Linked DNA regions of Homo sapiens: all the other regions are linked to region 2. A link is a loop called in an ENCODE intact Hi-C map of the cell type or tissue named here. Cell type or tissue: endothelial cell of umbilical vein. All regions are shown on one strand. Region 1 has its middle 120 kb from the start of SLC12A2. Region 2 holds the start of LOC124901059 (a long non-coding RNA gene). Region 3 overlaps SLC12A2-DT (SLC12A2 divergent transcript).

What was found. A loop is a pair of places that touch in the nucleus more often than their neighbours do. Peaks named below come from ENCODE experiments on the same cell type or tissue, not always from the same donor. Only the 100,000 strongest peaks of a DNase experiment are listed, where the experiment ranks them.
Region 1: it touches region 2 in a loop (6-fold over the local background); 5 of 110 quality-filtered maps call a loop at or near these places.
Region 3: it touches region 2 in a loop (4-fold over the local background); 3 of 110 quality-filtered maps call a loop at or near these places.

The regions. Positions count from the first base shown.
Region 1 is chr5:128,197,064-128,205,063 of GRCh38, forward strand. No RefSeq gene overlaps it. Among named protein-coding and RNA genes, the nearest start is that of SLC12A2, 120 kb to the left of the region's middle. RefSeq lists an enhancer at 1,182-1,561 and a silencer at 4,367-4,546. In endothelial cell of umbilical vein, a CTCF peak has its summit at 4,469 (motif pointing left); DNase peaks (open chromatin) are centred at 2,278 and 4,468; H3K27ac peaks cover 425 bases.
Region 2 is chr5:127,905,504-127,913,503 of GRCh38, forward strand. All of the region lies in intron 6 of CCDC192 (coiled-coil domain containing 192), which reads left to right. LOC124901059 (a long non-coding RNA gene) reads left to right here and starts at 3,657. Exons shown (of 3, transcript XR_007058925.1): 1 at 3,657-3,699. In endothelial cell of umbilical vein, a CTCF peak has its summit at 3,800; DNase peaks (open chromatin) are centred at 3,808, 4,568 and 5,238.
Region 3 is chr5:127,985,092-127,993,091 of GRCh38, forward strand. All of the region lies in intron 2 of SLC12A2-DT (SLC12A2 divergent transcript), which reads right to left. Among named protein-coding and RNA genes, the nearest start is that of SLC12A2-DT, 94 kb to the right of the region's middle. In endothelial cell of umbilical vein, no CTCF peak of the experiment used is centred here; a DNase peak (open chromatin) is centred at 3,180; H3K27ac peaks cover 990 bases.

The DNA of each region.
Region 1 (8,000 bases), 290 kb after region 2:
TGAGTGGAAGATTGTTTTCTGCTTACTACAGGAGACCGTGCTTTTTTCAGAGAAGTTAAGAAGTTGAGCATAAAAATACCAGAAGGCCCAACTGTGAGAGACAAGAGAAGTGTTGATGTAGCTTTCCAGAGAGATTGTGGATTCCTGAAGCTGACTCTGCAGCTCCCTATGAGCACAGACACTTCCCTTGGCCCCCCTGAGCCTTGCTGCTCAACTCTAGGATGAGGATACTACGATCCCCTTCAGAAGTGTTATGAGATTTCAGTAAGTCAAAATATGTAAACTGGCTGGCGTATAGTGTTAATTGCTATGAACTCTTTTCTCCCCCTTTCTCCTGAATTAGAAAACAGCGCTCAACCAATCCAGACACCTTGCAGAACTCCTCCCTTCTGCTCACTGCTCAGGTGCAATTCATCACCCTATCCTATTGACATTTTTCTCAACATCTTTAATCTTCCTACCTTTCACCGGCCCTTTTTCCATGACATCAGTTCAGGGTTCCAACACTGAGACCGACCATGTCAGGCCTGCCCTAAGCCTAATATGATGGAAAGAAACAGAGTCCAGAGTCCAGCCAGGGAAGAGGTGGGCTCTTTTTGCTGATTCAAATAATGCATCTGGGCATTATTCAAAGTCTTCCCTCCACCTCCAGAGAGGGGACCCTCCTCCCCTGAATACGACAGCTGCATCCACAAGAAATTTGGTTACGTCTATCATTTTTACACTGTGCCTCCCTGCTAGTTTCTTTGCTAGCTCTTCAGCAGACCCAAGCAGTGGCCAGTTAAACTGAATCCAAATCATCATTCTGGCCCTCTAACTTAGACTGGGACTTTGTTGATTAGCCAAGATCAGTTGTGTTTTTCTCGCACATTATTGCAAAAGGTTTCTAATCTGTCTTCTTGCCTTCTGTTATACCTGTCTCTATACTAAAGCCAGGGTGAAGTTCAAAAGACAGATTTGATCTTATCGCTTTTCTGCTTAAAACCATTCCTTGGCTGCATTCCAAGTTCTTCAGCAACTTCTGAGCCCTTCACGCCTCTCTCTAGGTTCATTTTCAGCCACCACTTGCCATGCCTGGAGCTCTATACTCCAGTCAGACTAACCATTGGCACAGTGGGCTCTTTTGCTTCCAGGCAGTGGAACATGCCATTCTCTCTGGCTGGCCTTTGACTTTCCTCCTTGTCATGAACTCATAATTTTACATTGCTGCAGCATCTACTTTGACTGAAACTTAAACTCTTTCATACCAGAAGCAGGGCTCAGTCACCCTTGACAGAGTTTCCAGTTCTACACTTCCTCCCAGTTCCTCAACCTGGTCAATCCAGATATCTGCCTGATAATGGTTTGGCTGTGTCCCCACCCAAATCTCATCTTGAATTGTAGCTCCCATAATTTTCATGTGTTGTGGGAGGGACACAGTGGGAGATAATTGAATCATGGGGGCGGTTCCCCCATACTGTTCTCATGGTAGTGAATAAGACTCACGAGATCTGATGATTTTATAAGGGGAAACCCCTTTCACTTGGCTCTCATTCTCTCTTGACTGCCACCATGTAAGACATGTCTTTCACCTTCTACCATGATTGTGAGGCCTCCCCAGCCATGTGGAACTGTGGGTCCATTAAACCTCTTTTTCTTTATAAATTATCCAGTCTCAAGTATGTCTTTATCAGCAGCATGAAAATGGACTTATACATTGCCTTATACAACTGCCTCCTGGTGACCACCTCCCTATGGGACCACCTCCCAATGCAGCCTACTTGAATCACCTTACTGACCCACGTACCTAACATGGACTGTGCAGATATGCCATAGTGACCAGTCCCAGTGTGACTGCATGAGACATGGACCTGCTTGCTCCAAACCCACCAAGTAGAATTACCCACGGGAAACTGGGTAATGCCCTGGTCCCCAGTAAAGGCTTTAGTCCCACAGGTTCTCTCTCTCTTGCTCCCCACTCCTTGGTTGAGTGCATGTGTCCTGGACAGCTCTTCTCATCCCACTGGCCCTGTGAGGCAAGGCGTGCTGCCCTCTTCTCTCTGGGTCTGTAGGTAATGCACTGCTTTTGTTATTTAATGTGTTTGTTGCACTGCCTCCTCTGTGTCTCACCCCACGGACACAGTCGAACCTAACTCTTCTCCCCGTCAGAGCTCTCCTACAGAGTGGCTATCTTGGTAAGAATGCACTGGACACAGGTCAGACAAGAGCCACAAGGGTGTCTGCCAATATAAACAAGTTTCCTGTGAGAGGGACACCTGGTCATGAGTCAGACACTTAGGCATGAGGCCATTGACCAGGGTAAAGTAGTATCCCATGAAAGGCACACTGTAAATACTCATGACCGCCTTTCCTGTAGCCCCATCAGGGCAGGACTAGAATTTATAACCCCTCTCCAGGGAGAGCCCTCCAGACCAGATTAGAGGAAAGTACAGCACTCTTCAAGAAGCAGCTCAGAAAGACCTCCTCCAGGAAGTTTTCTCTGATGCCACAGGTCTGGATTAGGGTCCCTCTCTGCTGTGCCCCTCTGTGCTCACCAGCTTGGCCGTTTCATGTCCTCACTATGCTGGTGTCACCTGGTAACACACTTGAGTTACCTGGTTTTGTTCTGTGGTCTACACCAATCTGGGAGCTCCTTAGGGGTAGTAACCTTAGACAAGGCTTGCAACATAATCAGCAATTAATATTAATGTCTGAGTCAATGAATAAGTGAATGAATGAAGCAAAGAACTGGTTTGGTTTCTCTTATGAACACTATGGGTTGTGTAATAATTTTGTTTCCCACTTATTCATCACTGATGAGGGAAGGACTACCAAGAGATTATGGCAGATATTTAAGGTATTAGGTGAACCCATGGATCCCACTCCTACATGCTGTTGCTTCACTGATAACTGTAGTATAGTATCAGTACATTTGTAGAACTAAAGGGGAGTGCCAAAATATTTTAAAAATAAATGAATTTATCACTGTGAAAAAGCCAAATGAACCTCTGCTATTAATGCCTTATCTTGTCAAGTGTCTAAGGACTGTGTGACTCAAAAACCCATGCTTTTTAAACATTATGAATTGGGAAACTGCAGTTATTACTTGTGACTTTTTCCAACTAGCAAAGTCTTACTGTTTCCTGATGACACAGCTCAAAAGTCACCTTCTCTGTAAAACTCCTGTGACATCCCATCACCACACTCCTCCTGTAGCCCTTCCACCTGATCTGTTGGACGATCCCACTGTCATTTATTTGATTTCCCCATTAGATTGAGTAACTGACAATCACTTTCATACCTCTAGTGGCTTATCTTATTTGTGAGCAGCTTGGAGTTTTCAATACAGGATTTACTTCATGAAGGGATGAATGAAAAGATTAAATCTATAAAGGGGGAAGGCTGCTGGTGACAGGGGAATAGCTCAAAGGGGTTATAGGCATGGAGCATTATTAGGATTGGAGCTTTTTGGAACGTGTGACTTGGTTGAGTGTTCTAGTTGTAACAACTACACACTAATATGATTTGCATGGCATGTTTCATGTATGCTTGAATTCTTGAGACCTAACTTATAATAACCATTATTTCATTATTTCCTTCATGCTAAGGATTAAGGTTAATGATGATTTGAAGAGAGGATCATTTATTAAAGTGCTTATTGATTCAGTGAATACTTACTGATTATCTAGGGCAGGGCAACACCATGTGTAGTGGCCCTGGAGCTCCTGCGGACCCTGGCTCAGGAAGGTGGTGGGGGCTTGGTTTGAAATGCTTAAGTCAAGGAAAAAAAGAGAGGTAGTGTTTAGTTAGGTGTCTAAGTATTTGCTTAAGGAACTGGCCACCTGCTTGTCCAAGTTCAGGCTGTTATCTTAACTGCCCTTTAAATGCTTCTAGGTTGCTTTTATTCTTTGAGGATTAGTGAACAATTCAGTCCCACAGGTGTCTGCTGTTTTGAGAAAATAGTGCCGAAAAGTACACGAATGCGGGCAAATCCTTATTTGTTAAAACCTCCAGTCTTTCAAGAGATCCTTTTCCCAGACACGTGACTGAGGGTTCGCATAATCCCATTTCTGCTTAACCCGAGTCACTCCCAACTTCACACCAACAGAAGGATCCTAGGATAGACCCATTCATCCGTCCATCCTTCCTTCCTGCTTCCTTCCTCCCTCCCTCCTTCCCTCCCCTTCACCCCCCACCACCTGCCTTCGAATTAAACTGTAATCCTGATTTACTTCATTCCTTTCTTGTTTGACATTTCTCAGATTTCACGATAAGAGGGAAGCGAAGAAAAAAGCACGTGACTTGAAAATGTTTTTCTCTTTTTAAAGCCACATCTTTCTGCTTCATTTTGATTTCAGTGTAACTCGCCGAGTGAGGACTCTTGGCCCACGCTGGGAGCCCGCAGCCGGCATCCGCCACCGCCGGGCAGGTGTGCGCTGGGCGGGCGCGCGGACTCGCCTTTGCCCGGCCCGCGGCTCCCCCGTGTGGCCTGAGTAGGTAGTGATGCGAATAACATGCTTTGAGAAGTCAGAAGGCTGGCGTCTCTTCCTCCGGAGCTCACGGAGGAGTCTCTCTGGTTTCCTTTCTCAGAGGCAAAAAATTTCCAGTTGGTCTCAGGCTAACATGGACTCTGGCAGAGGAATTGAATGATGGCCGATTTCAAGAAAGCAAAACAAACTCCTGCCGGGGAGACAGTTTGGGGTCGAATGATTTCATGATGCCCAAGACCACTCCTGCCACACAAGCGAGGGGAAAGAGCGGGGAAGGTTCTAGATGAGCTGGATCCCCGCTAGGTGCCAGGCATCTGACATGCATTATTTAATCTTACTGTACCCCAAGCTAGATAGGAATAGTCACCTCATTTTACAGAAGAGGAATAGTCACCTCATTTTACAGAAGAGGAAACAGATTCTCTGAGGTCCGCAGTCTCAAAATGGTGTAACAAGGGTTCAAACTGTGACCAGGCTGACTCCAAATCCCATACACTTGGCATGACAAGACCTCATACAAGAGAGGCGTCTCGGTCCCTTTGTGTTGCTGTAAACAGAGTACCTGAGTCAGAGTAATTTGTAAAGAACAAAAATGTATTTATCACAGTTCCGGAGACAGGTTCAATGTCTAGGGAGGGCCCCCATCTCTGCTTCCAAGATGGCACCTCGAACCCCATCCTCACATGGAGGAAAGGCAAAAAGGACAAGAAGAGATGAACTTGCCCCCTCTAGCCATTTTATAAGATGCTAATCACCTTCCTATAGGATGCATGTTTAATCCTGTTGCACAGGGGATTCACTTTCAACATGAATTTTGGAAGGGACACAAACATTCTAACCATAGTAAGGTGAGGATCTCCTGCTCAGTTCTCTCCTTCTGTTGGAGATAGACGTCAGGCTCCAGAGAAAGCTGCTTATATCTCAAGTCCAATAACCTCACGTCTGCATGGCCCATCTGAGTTACATGAGTGTGGAGTGTGGCATTCTGATCTCTGCATTGCAAAGTATGTTGCGTAATCTCGAGAACAGTCCTATGAGATGATTTTTTTATTGGCAATTTAATCATAAAATGAAGAGAGAGATGAAGTCACCTGCTTAAAGTTCTGACAGCTAGCAAATGTGCATGAATTTGTCTTTTTCAGGTCTAGTGGTGTGAAATCAATTTTAATTATCATATCAAGTTGTCTTACATCTACCTCTGTAGACTAGTTTTGAAAAATTTGTTAAATGAGGGAGGTGGGGATCCTAAAGTTCCCTTCTAGCCCCTGAGTTCTGAGTTCTGGTTCTTGAGTGCTGTCACATATGTTTCTCCTCTCATCTTCCCAGTGCTGTAATCTGGGGGTACCAGGGTGATATGGTTTGGCTTTGCGTCCCCACTCAAATCTCATCTTGAATTGCAATCCCCATAATCCCCCCATATATAGGAAAGTGACCTGATGGAAGGTGACTGGATCATGGGGGCAGTTTCCCCCATGCTGTTCTGGTGATAGTGAGTTCTCACGAGATCTGATGGCTTTGTAAGTGTTTGACAGTGCCTCCCTCACACGCTCACACTTTCTCTCCTGCCACCATGTAAGATGTGCCTGCTTCCCCTTCTGCCATGATTGTAAGTTTTCTGAGGCCTCCCCATCAATGTGGAGCAGTGAGTCAATAAAACCTGTTTTCTTTAGAAGTTATCCAGTCTCTTTATAAATTACCCATTTCTTCATAGCAGCGTGAAAACGGACTAATGCACAGGGGTATAGAGTTTGGTGACTAGCCATTGGACACACAGGCAGTCTCTGCCCCATCTAAGCCTGGGATGCAGGTTCCTTGACTGTGGACCTTGCATTGTGGGCTATTTACTGTTTGGCCTCATCTTGCCCCTTTTCTTTGATGAGACTCAACATTTCCCTTTGGGATGAGGCACTTTCTCTCTGGCTAGGGTGGGGCTGATCCACTCAGGCTTTGATGGTGTTTATATGACTCTGGCCTGGGTTGTCAAAGTGATTGGTCCGTAAACAAAATCCTGCTCTAAGTTGGGCTAAGAGCAGGCAGCTGCAGCTTCTAGCCCCTTTGGGAGAGAAGTGTGCTTATAGTTTTAGCTTCTAGCCCCTTTGGTATGGAAGTGTGCTTTTGACTGCATTTGCTAGTGTGGCTTTTATGGACTGAAGATTCGTATACCCCCTCCACCCCCTAGTATTCATCTGTTGAAGCCCTAATCCCCAATGTGACTATATTTAGACATGGGGCTTTTACAGAAGTAATTAAAGTAAGGTAATAAGGATAGGGCCTAGATCCCACAGGATGAGAGTACATAGAAGAGGAAGAGAAACCAGAGGTTGCTCCCTCTCCACATGCTTGCACTGAGGAAAGGCATGCACTGTGGACAGAAAACACAGCGGGTGGCCAGGTGCAAATCAGGAAGAGTCCTCACAGGAACCAAACCTTGCTGGCACCTTGATCTTAGACTTCTCAGCTGCTGGAACTGTGAGAAATACATTTCTGTGATTTAAGCCACTCACTCTAATGGTATCTTACTATGGCAGCTTGAACTAACACAGTGGTAAAAGGTCAGCTGGGGGCTACTAGTCATCATCTCTGCCACCAAGTGAGAAAGCCAACAGAGGCAAGAAGAGCTGAGAGTGGGAGTGACAAGGGGTGTGGACCCCTGGACTGTTCATGATCCAAGCCAATACGTTTTAACCAGCTTTGATATATCGTTCATATACAACTTCCCCTCTTAAAGTGTATAATTCAATGGATTTTTATATATTCACAGATATATACACAGGTGCAACTATCACCAGAGTCATATTAGAATATTTCTCTCACCTCAGAAAGAGCCCCCATTTCTTCTGTTTACTCCCCTATGTTCCCATCCTTCCCAGCCCTAAGCAATCACAAATCTACTTTGTTTAACATTTGCCTATTCTGTATACTTCATATAAACAGAATAATATGGCTTGTGTGTCCGGCTTCTTTTACTTAGCATAATATTTCCAAGTTTCATCCATGTTATGGTGTATGTCAGTACTTCATTTCTATGGCTGAATAATATTCTGTCCTATGGATATATGACATTTTGTTAATCCATTCATCAGTTGAATGTTTGGATGTTTCCACCTTTTGTCTATTAGGAATATTTTGTGTTCATTTATGTAGATATGTTTTTATTTTTCATGAGTGGATTTGAATGGAACTTCTCTTGACTAGAATTCCACCTTAAGAACGAAATCACTGACTCATATGACCATGTTTAATTTTTGAGGAATTGCCAGGCCTTATTCCAAAGTGGCTACATTATTTACATTCCCACCCACACTGTATGAGGGGCTCTGATTTCTCAATATCCCTGCCAATACTTATTAATATCCAACTTTATTCATTCTAGCCATCCTAGTAGATGTGGTGGTATCTCACTGTGGTTTTGATTTGCATTTCCCTGATGAATAATGATGTCAAGCATCTTTCCATATGTTTATTGACCATTCTGTATCTTCCTTGGGGAAAGGTTTATTCAGATCCTTTGCCCATTTTACTTTATACATT
Region 2 (8,000 bases):
AATGCTGATGCAGATACCATGCTTTCATGTCAAGTTCACAATTTATGTGATGAAAATTGCCCTTTTTCAAAATATTTCACGTTTAAGACCTTTGACAAGATACTAATACACTTTAGCAAAATAGCATACTTACAGCTATCAAAAGGTGTGACTGACATGAAAAGTAAACTCACAGCCTATGTTTCTTTTCTAAGAGAATTGGAATGCAAAAAAAAAGTAAGCCAAAAGCATAGTCTATTTTAAGTAATGGCTTAGTATTTTCCATTTAATCATCCAAGGTGAGAATCATAGCTCAAAAAAAAGCAGGGATTACCCAATTTCACTCCTTTATTTGATGGATGAGAAAACTGAGAATTGCAGAAATTAACTAATTTATGCCAGGTAGCCAATAGGGAGAGAGATATCATTCCTGAGGGGAAATCTAAGTGCAGGTAGAAAGCAGCAATTTTGTCAAAGGCAAGCTGGATTTGCCTGATCAAAAATCACTTCTTTTTTTTATAACTGTTTTTTTATTGTGGTAAAATATATACAACATACAATTCACATTTTGGCCATTTTCAAGTGTACAATTCAGTGCCATTAAGTACATTCACGTTGCTGTGCAACCATCACCGCCACCATCCACCTCCACAACTTTTCCTTCTCTCAAACTGAAACCCTCTGCCCACTGAAAAATAACTGCTCTCCCCCGCCTGCAGGTAACCACCATTCTGCTTTCTGTCTCCATGAATTTCACTATTCTAGGTACCTCCTACAGGTGGAATCACACAATATTTGTCCTTTTGTATCTGGTTTATTTCACTTAGGAAATGTTAAGGTACATCCATGTTGTAGCATGTATCAGAATTGCATTATTTTAAAGACTGAATAGTTTTCCATTGTATGTATATAACACATTTTGTTCAACCAATCATCTGACAATGGACATTAGGGTTGTTTCTACCTTTTGGCTGTTGTGAATAATATTGTTATGAGCACAGGTGTACAAACATCTATTTGAGGCTAGGTGCAGTGGCTCACACCTGTAATCCTAGCACTCTGAGAGGCTGAGGGGGGTGGATCACTTGAGCCCATGAGTTCAAGACCAGCCTGGGCAACATAGGGAAACCTCAACTCTACAAAATATACAAAAATTAGCCAGGCATGGTGGCACATGTCTGTGGTCCCAGCTACTTGGGAGGCTGAGGCAGGAGGATCACCTGAGCTCGGGAGTTAGAGGCTGTAGTGAGCCATGACCACACCACTGCACTGCAGCCTGGGCAACAGAGTAAGATCCTGTCTCCAAAAAAAACCCCAACAAAAACAAATATCTATTTGAGTTCCTCCTTTCAGTTCTTTTGGGTACATAGCTAGAAGTGAAATTTCTAGGTCACATGGTTGTTCTGTTTAATTTTTGAGGAGCTGGCACATCATTTTTCACAGCTGCTGAACCATTTTACATTCTTATCAGCAGTGCACCAGGATTCAAATTTTCTCTACATGTTTGCTAACAATTGATATTTTGAGGGTTCTTTGGTTTTTGTTTTTTTGTTTGGTTGGGTTTTTTTTCACGATAGCCATCCTAACAGGTGTGAAGTGTTAGCTCATTTTGGTTTTGAAAAAAACCACATCTTTATACTACTGAAAAGCTCTACCACTACCTTGTTTGAATTTGGAAAAAGTTACAAGGAGTCATATCTGTGAACAAAGTCCAAGAAACCCACAAGTTAGCCATAATTTTAGTGTCTACAGAGACTAAACAAATAAATAAGAGCAGAACAAAAAATAAAATAATTCATTTATATAGGGGTATTTTTTTCAAATTTTATGTTTTAAAACAAACTGAAATGTTTTATTTTACCTAATTTAAAACTTCAGATTTGGGTTATAAAGTTATCTCAAGTAATTTACATTGAAAACAATTTTGCATATTACAATTCTTCAGTTATTGTGATCCAATATTAGTATCAATTATAGTAATTTTAGATATAAAAAACTATTCTAATTATTTATTTCCTTTCTCAACAGAGAGACTAATATAAATAGATGTTAAAGTCTGACATCTATTCAAAGTTTTGCTTTTAAAATAAATGTTAAAGTCTGACATCTATTTCAAAGGTTTTGCTTTATCTTAATCAGCTATTTCAAGTAATTAATGATTTTTGCCTCGATTTTACTTCAAAAGGGTTTAAATTTTCATTATATCTGTCTGTTACCAGTGGCTGAAACTGGTAGAAGTAATGTAGCTCACATAACAAGATTTATTATTTATCAAAAATTAAGTCATCAAAAATCTTTGGTATGCTGGTGACTCTTCTCTCAAAACAAAACCTACAAAAATCTTTAGCCGGTTTGTAAAATTAGTTGAATCCATATGAACTGAAAATCCAGATATTTAATCTGATAACCCAGAGCATTCTGCCTATCTAGACCAAATAGAAATGGTGCATAAACTCTTTAAGTCATAATCAGGTTGTAATAAACAGGCAGTGTATTTGTGAAGGAAGGAAGATTATTGCCTACTCAGGGTTGGTACTTTCTAAGACTACAACCACAATTTAATGGTTTTGGATAAACCATTAAAGATTGGCTTAATGCCATTATCGTGCTCACCTGTAGAGGACCCATCTCATCTAATGTCTCGTCTTATACACACACAGACCACACACATCTCACAGCTTGTTCAGCACTGGGACAGCTAACTTCATGCTTTTTTTTGTTTCCAGATAGATGATTATTTTGGAGGGGGAAATGCTCAAAACATACTAATAATCCAAACACATTTATTTCCCCTGGTCATATAATTTAACAGCTCTTTGATATGGGACAAATCAGTTTCTCCCCTTAGGAATTTAGAGGTCTACAGGTTCTTACTCAGAACTAAATGAAATACAATTATATGAACAGGGTTTTTCTAAATCTTAATTTTCAAAGAAGTGTAAAGGGGTATTATTCTTAAAGTAATACTATAAGTCATTCTTTTACTTTCCCAAAACAGAATAAAAACCTCAAACAAATTAGATTAGAAATAAAGTTTAACATCACTTCTTCCTGCTAAAATATAATCATGTTGGCGTTGTCACATGCTCAAGAAAAACTTAAAACTGTTATATTTGTACCTGAGTTGAATTTTTATACTGGTAGAACACTAATATTTTGAAATATCCTCTGATATGATTTATAGACTTGGTAATTTTATTTTATTTTTATTTCTCCCTCGCATTTCCTTTTGTCATTAAGTGTAAACCTTGTGGGAGGCTGAGGGTTACTCCTCAGGGTAGGGAAGAGTAAACACTGCATAGTACAAAGAATAACTGTTCAACTTTGGCATCCAAGTTGAGATTTTTAAGCTCTATAGGGAAATAATGGTTGTGAAAATCAGGTTTTGAGAAGAAAAAATGATTTTCTCAGACTCTCAAAATCATATCTTCATAGGTTGAGTTGCACAAAATTTTTAACATTCAACCATTTTTTGACCAATGAAATGTAACTTTATTATTGTTCAATTTATAGTGTATATCAAGAACTCAAGCTTGGAGAATTGGCCCTAGATTACAGCATGAAGAAGAAAGGGAGGTCATGTGATGTGATATAAAGAAAATGCTTACCTTTTTGTTGCTAGAAGGAGGAGCTGAAGAGAGAATAGGGAGAAAGGTCTGTGAAGGCAGACACAAGATCAACCCCTGGGCGAGAGCAGTGGACAGGGAGATACACACCCAGGTGGGTCTGGGGCCAATTTCACTGCCTCACCACACAGAGCCTGAGGACTTTTCAAGGCCCTTCACAATACCTTACGTTGACTGGCCACAAGTAGGAGCACTTCTGTTTCCAAACTGCAAGGACTGAGTTACCCTAAATGGGCAAGTTTAAGTTCACTTCTTCCCCTTGCTACTATGCAAGAATAGAAGATCAATAAAAAGAAGAAATCAATTAAATTTTGAGGTATTCCATACTAGATTTAGATAAACGTGTTCTTCAAAATGGGTTGCATTTAGGAAGAAAACAGACTTTTCCTATTTTTAACATGTTTGCTACTTTTTAACTTGCTACCTAATTTGCAGTCTTTTGTGTCCTTAGTATACAATAGTTCCAATATCAACAGCTGTAAAGTGACACAATTCATTCATTGTCACATTGCTAGTTAATGGAAAAAAAAAACTAGAAGCAACTTTCATATTTTCTGAGCTTGGTCCAGGGCACTTCCTAATAGCATTACTTTATTTTTAAGCTTTAGTTATAAAGTGCTAAGACAATGATGCACTGAAGTTTACTGGACTAATGATAAATTCTTCTTTTTAAAATTTTCTGGTCAAAATAGATGAATAGAAGTGTTCAAAGCTTGACAGAATGGTTTATATATATATTTTAATTCTTAAGGGAGACCACAATCTCAATTCATCTCTACAATGGCTTTTATTGCCTCTTCTATGAAAAGGAATCAATACAAGGATCAAATTTCCGTATTTTCAAAATGTGCTCATTTTAATTTGGCACAGTTTCCTCATTTCCTCTGTGGATGCCAAGAAAAGCACCTGTGTGAAAAAGGCTTATGTTAAACTTAGACAAAACAGGCCAAGTGCCTATAAGAAGATGAAAACAATCAGAATGTGTTGCAAAGAAAAGTTGACCTTTCTGAGCCTCCAAAGCCTCAGATTTGCATCTTCTGCATGAAGCTAGAGGCTAGACTCTTCCTGTCTTATTTATTATCTGAAAATAATATGTGCCTTTATGGCTGTCAAGATGATGAATGTAAAATCCTCTATCAACCTTTAAACAAGATCACTGCTTGGTGGGTCCTTCGAAGCTTTTGGCATCTTCACTAAATAAAAATTGCAAAAGCTCAACACACAAGAATGGGTGGCAGCTCTTTAGACTGGCTTCTTAAGTAAATTAACTAATACAAAGAATTCAGATCCAGATAAAACCAATGTGGCTGGCTTTCTCAGATCTGTGGGTTAGTGCATCCATCTTTACTAGCAAGTGATTGGTGCAATATAAAAGGAAACTTCCAGCTGTGCTTATAAATGGTTGGGTGTGTAGTTAGGGAAATCCATACAGCCATAAACTCCCAGTGTTGAATTAGTGATTGTTCAGAACTGAACAAATATGTAGAAGCGTAAATAACTGAATGTAGCACAATTCCCCAAAAAGTCCCATTGTTTCCCCGCTGCAGTAAACATGGAGATTTCTTTTCCCATGCAGGAGCCACAGGAAAGGTGGTATCCAGTAGTAAGTAGAGGACCACTGACTCTCCAGATCACAGTATTTCACATGACCCCATACACAGGCTAACAGCAGTGTCCTGCCAAAGTATAACCCATGGGGAATAGGCCTTTGAGGTTGTTTAAAAGTGGCAGACTGTGAGAGAGAAGCATATTTCCTTTCTGGGAGCCTAATTTAGCTGGAAAATGAAGATAGGCAGAATGTGAGTTTCCTGTAGCTTCATGCATTGTGTAATTTTATTAGACATAAAAAAAAAACTTCCTCTGAATGACTTATATTAACCAACTGAGATGTTTACTTTTATGTAAAATGTGACCTTCAAACTTTGTAAACAATATCATCCAATAAGAACACAAAATATTAATAGCTACCTAAAATGCCCATCACGGTCAGTCCAATTATCAAATCCTGCAATGGAAATCGCTTTCTTTAATTTCACAAGGCATGCATTGAGTCCCACAATATGTGTATGTATGTCAACAAATATTTGTGGAACATCCATTGTGGGTCATAAAATTGTTCAAGCCCAGGGGACATGAAGACAGGTAACACAGTGTCTCTAACCCCAAGGAATTTTCATGCCAGAGTGAGGAACAGACATGTAGACAGGCAAACACTAAGATTAATGCGGGGTGTTATGATGGCTGAAGAGAAGCTGGGAGCTAAACCTGCTGTTGGTATATAAGTCTCTGTAATCCTCATGGCTCTGGAGACATTACCAGTTACTTGTAATACTAATGGACAAATCCTGCATCCTTTTCTTTGAAGTGATCAAAAGAAGCTGAAAAAGCATGTATTATATTCTTCTCAGCACCATAAGTTCATGCACTCTATAATTTAGATATATTTATTGATAGATATAGATATACAAAGAGACAATTTTTCCTTCTAGGTCCATAAAGGGGTACAGTAAACTTACTAAACAATGTACAGTAAACTTGAAAAAGGGAGTGACAGATAATACAACAATTCTCTATCTTTTGCCTTATACCACTTTTTTTTTTTTTTTTTTTTTACAGACAGGGTGGTGTTACTCTGTCACCTAGGCTGGAATGCAGTGGTGTAATCATAGCTCTCTGCAGCCTTGAACTTCTGGGCTCAAGCAATCCTCTCACTTCTGTCTCCTCAGTAGCTGGGACTACAGGCAGCACACCACCATGCCCAGATAATTGTTTTTGGGCTTTTTTAAGTTCTTTACTCACATATCTCCCACCTCTCACCAAATTTTTTTTTTCGGATGGAATTTTGCTCTGTCGCCCAGGCTGGAGTGCTGTGGTGCAATCTGGGCTCACTGCAACCTCTGCCTCCCAGGTTCAAGCAGTTCTCCTGCCTCAGCCTCCCGAGCAGCTGGGACTACAAGCTCACATCACCATGCCCAGCTAATTTTTTTTTTTTTTTGTATTTTTACTAGAGACAGGGTTTCACCATATTGGCCAGGCTGGTCTCGAACTCCTGACCTCATGATCCACCCATCTCAGCCTCCTAAAGTGCTGGGATTACAGGCGTGAGCAACTGCTCCCGTCCCAAAAAAAATTTTTGTCAGGAAACAAGGAAACAACATCAAGCAAGGAAACGCTACTGACAGTATATTCAGGCTATTTTTCCAGTAGCCTCCCCTTAAAGCATAAATTATGAGTCCTCCTTAACAGAGTACAACAATGGGTTGTATAGCTGTTTTCCTTATCTCTAGTGAGAATAGATTCCTGGGTTTAGCAAAAAAAAAAAAAAAAAAAAATGAAGCTGTACTTTACACTTCTTTTTTTAACTGTAATGTTTAGAGGTTATACTAAAGATGTTTAGAGCTTACTCTGGGAAGCCAAGGGCTTCTGCACTTGCAGACATCACAGGAGAACACCGAGCCTCTGTGATAGTGGGAGGTTTCTCGGCAAGGGAGGCAGCCTCTTATCAGAGGTGGATTCCTTGTGGTGATAAGAAGGTGTTCATTGGAGCTATTATATCCAAAAGATGCAGGATTACCTGGGGAGGAGGAACTCTTCACTCTCTGCTTAGGTATTTGAAGCAACTGGAAATTTCTGCTATAGGTTCTTTCTTCCATTCAACTCTCAATGAGTTCCACAACGCTTCCAATGAAACTTCCTATGGCTTGCTGTATATACTGCAAAACCAGGCTTATACCTAATCATAGAATAAAACACAGTCAGTTCCACATTGCTCTACCCTTCACCATGTTAATTAGGGTGGGTGACACTGTAGGTGTGTTCTGCACTGGCCCTGACCAACACATGGTCCCATCATCAAAAGTCAAACTGTCCAAAAGCTTTTCCATGCCCTATTGACAGCTAGCTGTATTGTTTAGCCATAGAGGAAATGTTCTGGTTTATATGTGAACTTTCTGGAGATAGCATGATTCAAGGACAAGACAAATGGTTTTGGGGTCAAGCAGATATGAACTTAAGTCCCAGCTCCATAATTTTTCAGCTGTGACCTGGGGTAATTCTGCAAAAGCATGTATTATGATGCCTAGTCTACAGACCAACAAACTAAAGCCCAGAGAAGCTCCAGGAACACAATAAGAAAAGGAAGGTCTAGGAAGAATTCAAATGCAGATGCCACTTTACCATATTTTCCAAAAGATTGTGTCTTCTCCTCCCTGGCCTTTGAATGTTCCACTTGTTCAGATTACCATCTGTGATAAACCTACGTTTACCTCTTCATTGTTGGCCACCTTAGTAACTGAGTGGTTCTACATCTTGAGGCCTCACTGACCACCAAAGAGAAAGAAAATATCCTGAGTATCCTGGAAAAGGGATTTTTAGGTTCACTTCTACCTAGACCGC
Region 3 (8,000 bases), 80 kb after region 2:
GTAAAATAGAGTAAGTTAGAGTAAGAAAGCAAGCTGGAGCAAGGAGTTTGGATTTTATCCTAAATGAAATGTGAATTAATTAAAGAATTTTAAACAGAGTAATATCGCATAAATATTTTTTAATAAGAAAGACATGGACAATGAATTGTGGAGAGTCAAGGGTGGAAGCTGGCAGATCAGTTATGAGGCTATTGCAGTGGTCTTGGCAAGAGAAAATAGTGTCTTAGGCAAGAACGACAGAAAGAAGAGTGAAGTGTTTGAATTAGGAAGGAAAATTTGACAGGGCTTGCAGAAGGCATAAGGCAAAAGACTGACAGATGTTGCCGTATGAAAACATAAATCTTATATATCAAATAGACCATAAACAAAGTTAACAGTTAAAAAATAAATGAAGAAAAAATGTGTAATATATATAACAAAGGATTAAAATAAAATATATTATGTATATTAAAAAATGTCAAAAATACATTTTAAAAGCTATAAATGAATAAGAAAAAGACAAACAACCCAATAGAAAAATGCGCAGTGATATAAAGAGATAATTTACAGAACAAAATACAAATGAAATAACATGTGCAAAGACATTCAACCCTGTCAAGAAACTAAGACTTACAAAATAAAATAATAAATCACTTTAATCTTTTTCACTGGAAAAATTAAAGACATAAAATTTAAAATATAATAAAAGAAAAATATATGTTTAAATATTTTGTATTGGTTGAGAGTAATAATGGGAAGATAAATGAATATGGAAATTTGGAGGGCAGTTTGTCTACATCTATCAAGTTTTTTAATTGACCGTGAAATTCTCCCAGTATTTATTCTAAAGATACACTTTTATTATTTATTATTTATTTTTAGACAGAGTCTCATTCCATCACCCAGGCTGGAATGCAATGGCGCAATCTCCTCCCACTACAACCTCTGCCTCCCGGCTTCAAACAATTCTCCCACCTCAGCCTCCCGAGTAGCTGGAACTACAGACATGCACCACCACACCTAGCTAATTTTTGTAATTTTAGTAGAGACACGATTTCGCCATGTTGGCCAGGCTGGTCTCAAACTCCTGACCTCAAGTGACCCACCAGCCTCTGCCTTCCAAAGTGTTGGGATTACAGGCGTGAGCCACCTCACCCAAGCTAGAGATATACTTTCAAATGTGTACATGAAGATATATACAAGAATGTTCATTGCAAGGGTATTTGTAATGGAAAAAAAAAAGAAAACCATCTATTTGCCCATTTTTGGTGACATTCACCCCAAGAAATATAATGGAAATACCGTGGAGAATTTTTAAAGAGTAACATTGATATATAGGGACTTACTCAGAAATATCTCTATGACTTTTTAGAAGTAAAAAATCAAGTCAAACAATATAAGGAGTTTGGTTTTCCTTATATGGAGAAAACTGAAACTATATGTGAATGTGAATGTAAGTAGATTCAGAGTAATATCTTCAATGTCTTAAAATTTTAACAGTGGTTCCACGGTAGGGTAGGAAGTTAACTGACCTGACTTAGGGGAAGGCTGATGGATGAGGAAGCACTTTTGCTTTTTATGCTACACACATCTTCATTGTTTGAATGTTTATAGCACATATTATTGTATTACTTGAGTAATTCTCTACATTGGATTTCAAATCCAATATATTTGGATTTCAAAAAGTGAACAAATGAAACTCAGATTATGTTGGCAGTCGTAGAAGGGGCTTCAATCATAAACAGTTGTGAAAGTTTTGGTGGTAATTTGAATTTAATAAATCTTTACTGAACAAAGCTTGCAAGAGTACAGTTCAATGTGGAGTCTGGTCAAATGGCATTTAAAACGCTAAAGGAAGTGCTCCAAGAAGGGAGAGTCCAAGGACTTGGGGTAGAAAGAACAAGGCAAAGGCTTGAATCTGTAATGTCTTTGAGTTTTTTTCATTTCCCTTATCCATAAAATGAAGTATTGGCCAAAGCAGCATTTCAAACTATTTTTTGGGGGGTGGGGGTGGGGGCAAGGAACAGAACACTTTTGTATTCCCAAAATGAAATCTTATGAAAATCTCACTATTTACAACTGATAAAAGCAGTATTTCTCTGATTAAAAGAGGTCAAAAGCCAGAGCTCTACCAGCTCTGCTCCTTGGGCAATACTGCAGCCTTCCTCGGGATGTCCCAGAGGAACCCGAGGCCATGGAGAACACTCCTCAAAAACTTCCAGCCTGGATCATTTCTAAAGCCTTTTCTACTCTAAAATACATAATTCTCATTTACAGATGTAACTCATGAGAGTCAGCCTCAGTAAGTGTAGAGTACAGTTAGAATTCAACTGAGGAGAAGCAAAGAGGAGCAGCATTTATTACACTATTTACATGTGCTACACATTGTTTAAGCCATTTTAATACCTTACTTTGTTTAATCCTCACAACCATCCAGTATTTTTAGCTCCATACAGGGAGGAAACAAGGAGATAAGGAGCTTTCCAGAGGTCACACAGTAAGTACTGAGCAAATTCTAACAGATTTGCCTAATTGGAAAGGTCACACTGGGTAGGCCTAGAGCACAGTGTCCTATTAGGGGAAAGGGGATACAACAGTAGTACTTCTGGGGGCTGATGGGGAGGGTAGTGGAGGACACCAGGAGAGGGTGGGTGGGAGGACTTCCAATACCAGCTCCTCATGCTTCCCAGCTTTGTCAGGGACTATGCCTTCTAACAGTCTATTTGGGGAGCTAAGACTATCACATGTGGAACAAATTAAGGAAAACATAGGCAGCATGTAATTAGCTGTTTAACCACATGGTATATTCTAGAATTTGAGGAGCTTTGAGGTTTTTTTGTTTTGTTTTGTTTTGTTTTTTTCAGAAATGATTATAAATTTGCACTACTCTTGTTCCATCCTCTCCAGATACCTGGTTGTGGTCAGTGTCTGTGGTCAAGGCAATGCGAGGCACATCCAGCATCCCTGAGCAAGATGTGCTCAAACACATGTACGCTACAATGTTCCCATAACATCTGCCTCCATAGCATCAGCAACTGACCTAAATGCCTGCCTTAATGGGCAGGGCTTTTTTGCATGCTAGATGTCCAGGATGCTTGCTGTCCCTACTTGTAATTTACCATTGCAGTTGTTATTTACATTATTTTCCAAGTAACCAATTCATAGAACAGCCAGACAAGAGCTGAGTCATCTTGGAAGAGAGCCCAAAAATCTCCCCTGCACAGCAAGCTTTACAAAAAGATCATCCTTTGTGGAATGCAAACAAAATGGCCTCCACAATTTATTAATGTTCCCAAGAGCTGTGATTATGAATCCAGACATTTTAACAATGTTGAATCTAATTATGCCAGGTGAACAGAGTATCTATCACAAGTTACTCCAAACCATCCAGAGGTACAATGTAAGCCTCTTGTTTTTACAGGTTCTTCTGTCAAACCTAACTGAGAGCATTTTGTCTTTTGAGCTAGACTAAGGTTAAACAAGATTTACACTGAAGGCAGCCACAGCAATCAATGACTGATGCTTAGACTAAGCCAGGATGCATATGTTTCAGAGTCATCACATTCTCCAATTTTAAGAAGAATAAAATATTGGCATATTCCCAATTCAACATATTTAATTCAACTGCTGTTTGTTTTCAAAGGAAATTTAAAACAATAGCAAAGAAGGAATTCACCAATACTAATTCTATAACACTAAAAAAAATTTCTTTTGTTTTTAATTATACTTTAATTTCTGGGGTATATGTGCAGAACGTGCAGGTTTGTTACATAGGTATACATGTGCCATGGTGGTTTGCTGCACCCATCAACACGTCACCCTACATTAGGTATTTCTCCCAATGCTATCCCTCTCCTAGTCCCCCCACCCCGACAGGCCCTGGTGTGTGATGTTCCCCTCACTGTGTCCATGTGTTGTCATTGTTCAACTCCCACTTATGAGTGAGAACATGCGGTGTTTGGTTTTCTGTTCTTGTGTTAGTTTGCTGAGAATGATGGTTTCTAGCTTCATCCATGTCCCTGCAAAGAACATGAACTCATCCTTTTTTATGGCTGCATGGTATTCCATGGTGTATATGTGCTACATTTTCTTTATCCAGTCTATCATTGATGGACATTTGGGTTGGCTCCAAGTCTTTGCTATTGTGAACAGTGCCGAAATAAACATACGTTTGCATGTGTCTTTATAGTAGAATGATTTATAATCCTTTGGGTAAATACCCAGTAATGGGATTGCTGGGTCAAATGGTATTTCTCGTTCTAGGTCCTTGAGGAATAGCCACACTGTCTTCCACAATGGTTGAACTAATTTACACTCCCACCAACAGTGTAAAAGCATTCCTATTTCTCCACATCCTCTCCAGCATGTTGTTTCCTGACTTTTTAATGATCACCATTCTAACAGAATAGAAATCTCAATAGAGATTTGCATATCTCTATTGACCAGTGATGATGAGATTTTTTTCATATGTTTGTTGGCTGCATAAATGTCTTCTTTTGAGAAGTGTCTGTTCATATCCTTTGCCCACTTTTTGATGGGGTTGTTCGTTTTTTTCTTGTAAATTTGTTTCAGTTCTTTGTAGATTCTGGATATTAGCCCTTGTCAGATGGATAGATTGCAAAAATTTTCTCCTATTCTGTAGGTTGCCTGTTCACTCTGATGATAATTTCTTTTGCTGTGCAGAAGCTCTTTAGTTTAATTAGATCCCATTTGTCAATTTTGGCTTTCGGTGCCATTGCTTTTGGTGACTTAGGCATGAAGTTTTTGCCCGTGCCTATGTCCTGAATGGTATTGCCTAGGTTTTCTTCTAGGATTTTTATGGTTTTGGGTCTTATGTTTAAGTCTTCAATCCATCTTAAGTTAATTTTTGTATAAGGTGTAAGGAAGGGGTCCAGTTTCAGTTTTCTGCATATGGCTAGCTAGTTTTCCCGATACCATTTATTAAGTAGGGAATCCTTTCCCTATTGCTTGTTTTTTTCAGGTTTGTCAAAGATCAGAGGGTTGTAGATGTGTGGTGTTATTTCTGAGGCCTCTGCTCTGTTCCATTGGTCTATATCTCTGTTTGGTACCAGTACCATGCTGTTTTGGTTACTGTATAGCCTTGTAGTATAGTTTGAAGTCAGGTAGCATAATGCCTCCAGCTTTGTTCTTTTTGCTTAGGACTGTCTTGGCTCTGCGGGCTCTTTTTTGGTTCCATATGAAGTTTAAAGTAGTTTTTTCCAACTCTGTGAAGAAAGTCAATAGTAGCTTGATGGGGGATAGTAATGAATCTATAAACTACTTTGGGCAGTATGGCCATTTTCACGATATTGATTCTTCCTATCCATGAGCATGGAATGTTTTTCCATTTATTTGTGTCCTCTCTTATTTGTTTGAGCAGCAGTTTGTAGTTCTCCTTGAAGAGGTCCTTCACATCCCTTGTAAGTTGTATTCCATTCCTAGGTATTTTATTCTCTTTGCAGCAATTGTGAATGGGAGTTCACTCATGATTTGGCTGTTTGTCTGTCATTGGTGTATAGGAATGCTTGTGATTTTTGCACATTGATTTTGTGTCCTGCGACTTTGCTGAAGTTTCCTATCAGCTTAAGAAGATTTGGGGCTGAGACTATGGGGTTTTCTAAATATACAGTCATGTCATCTGCAAACAGAGACAATTTGACTTCTTCTTTTCCTATTTGAATATCCTTTATTTCTTTCTCTTGCCTGATTGCCCTAGCCAGAACTTCCAACACTATGTTAAATAGGAGTGATGAGAGAGGGCATCCTTCTCCTGTGCTGGTTTTCAAAGGGAATGCTTCCAGTTTTCCCCCATTCAGTATAATATTGGCTGTGGGTTTGTCATAAATAGCTCTTACTATTTTGAGCTTTCCAGAGTTCCAGCAATATCTAGCTTATTGAGAGTTTTTAGCATGAAGGACTGTTGAATTTTGTCGAAGGCCTTTTCTGCATCTATTGAGATAATGATGTGGTTTTTGTTATTGATTCTGTTTATGTGACAGATTACATTTATTGATTTGAGTATGTTGAACCAGCCTTGCATCCCAGGTATGAAGCTGACTTGTTTGTGGTGGATAAGCTTTTTGATGTGCTGCTGGATTTGGTTTGCCAGTATTTCATTTAGGATTTTCGCATTGATGTTCATCAGGGATATTGGCCTGAAATTTTCTTTTTTTATTTTGTCTTTGCCAGGTTTTGGTATCAGGATGATGCTGGCCTCATAAAATGAGTTAGGGAGGATTCCCTCTTTTTCTACTGCTTGGAATAGTTTCAGAAGGAATGGTACCAGCTGCTTTTTATACCTCTGGTAGAATTCAGCTGTGAATCCGTCTGGTCCTGGACTTTTTTTGTTGGTAGGTTGTTAATTACTGCCTCAATTTCAGAACTTATTATTGGTCTATTCAGGGATTTGACTTCTATGCAAATAAACTAGAAAATCTAGAAGAAATGGATAAATTCCTGACAAAATTTCAATCTTACTATTACTTAATACAAGTAACACCAGCAGCTTCAGAGAGAAAAAACAGATGTAGAAGTTGAAATTTTTTTTATTCAAAACAGCAGATGGGAAATGTTTTATTCATACATGCATTCCCCATGACCAGTATGACCTTGCATGCAGTTGGTGCTCAATAAATGTTGATTATATAAGAAAGAAAATCTAGTTATGGGACTTTGTGTGATCAGTATAATATCCATTTTTGTTTGAAGACAAACTTTAATTTTTTTTCCTGTTCTCCTTCAGTGAATGGTATTTGATTTTTCTTTTGACGTTAAAAAGTTAGTAGGCTCTTATCCATTGTAGTAGAAGGTCCACCATACATTACATTTCTATTTCTCTTTCCTCTCTAATGAAAAAAGTTTTGAAGAACCAAACATCCTAGCTTCCCTTGTTTATGAGTGGAGTTCTGGTACAATTATTCTTAGTGTCCTTTCAAAAATATCACAATTTAGGAAACAAACAAACTATAATCTAAGCCATCTAGAAAAGTGCCACAAAATCACCAATCACCTTTATCTCACTGAAGATTATACCCTGGGGACAGTAATCCTTCCCAAACAAAAGAAGAGTAGCTGTCAGTACCCTGGAATCACTTCTGAATCCTTTTCAGAAGATAAAACACTTTTGAGTTACTGAAAGTATTCATCCTCAGAAGAGAGTTGAACAAGTCTTCTCAATATGAATGAAATCAAACTGAGTGGATCCTGAAGGAGAGAAGGGAGATGTTGTTTTGGGTCTATGAGTGGACAAATATCAGGCCAGACCAACCCAGCAAACCTGAGACCTATTAATGTGCTGTATAGGAAAGAGCCAAGCAAGTTTAGTGTTGGTGGGGTGGTATTGGACTCCCTCTAAGGACCCCTTCTAAACCACAGAACCATCACAGCTATGATACACACCACTTGTCTTGAGAGCAGTCATCAATAGTGACATCCCGTGACAGCCAGAGGCAATGGGAATTGATCAGACTCAATTTCTCTCTTTGCTTGTATATGAAACTCAGGCTCCTAACTCTCCCTTTGTCCCGTCTTTGGACTACGTAAATTCCTAGTGTTCTTAGAGACCTGAAAGACACACACACAGACACACACACACACACACACACACACACAAAACAGGTGAGACTAAAAAGATTATTTGAAATGAATAAAATAATGGTGGCATTAATTTCATACCAAGTTTGTGGAGGAATTCACACAAGACAAACAAAAAGAATAAAATTTAATGGGCAACAAGCAATTTTATTTAAGATTTTGGGAAGAATGTCTTGACTATACACAGAAAGTCCACACCTGGAGTTGTTTAAGACCCCAAGTGGCTTGCAGTCAAATGCACACATGATCTACTTGGGCCCCAGAGTCAGGCAATGACTAGGGTCTTCCACTTCTAAGCAACTCACTATAAGTTAGCTCTGGAGCTTGATTAAAAAAAGACTAGAGGGCAAACTTTTCTTTGTCTATAGAAAAATCTAGGCTCATGAAAAATGTAATCGATGTTTAGATACTTTGGGACACTGACATGG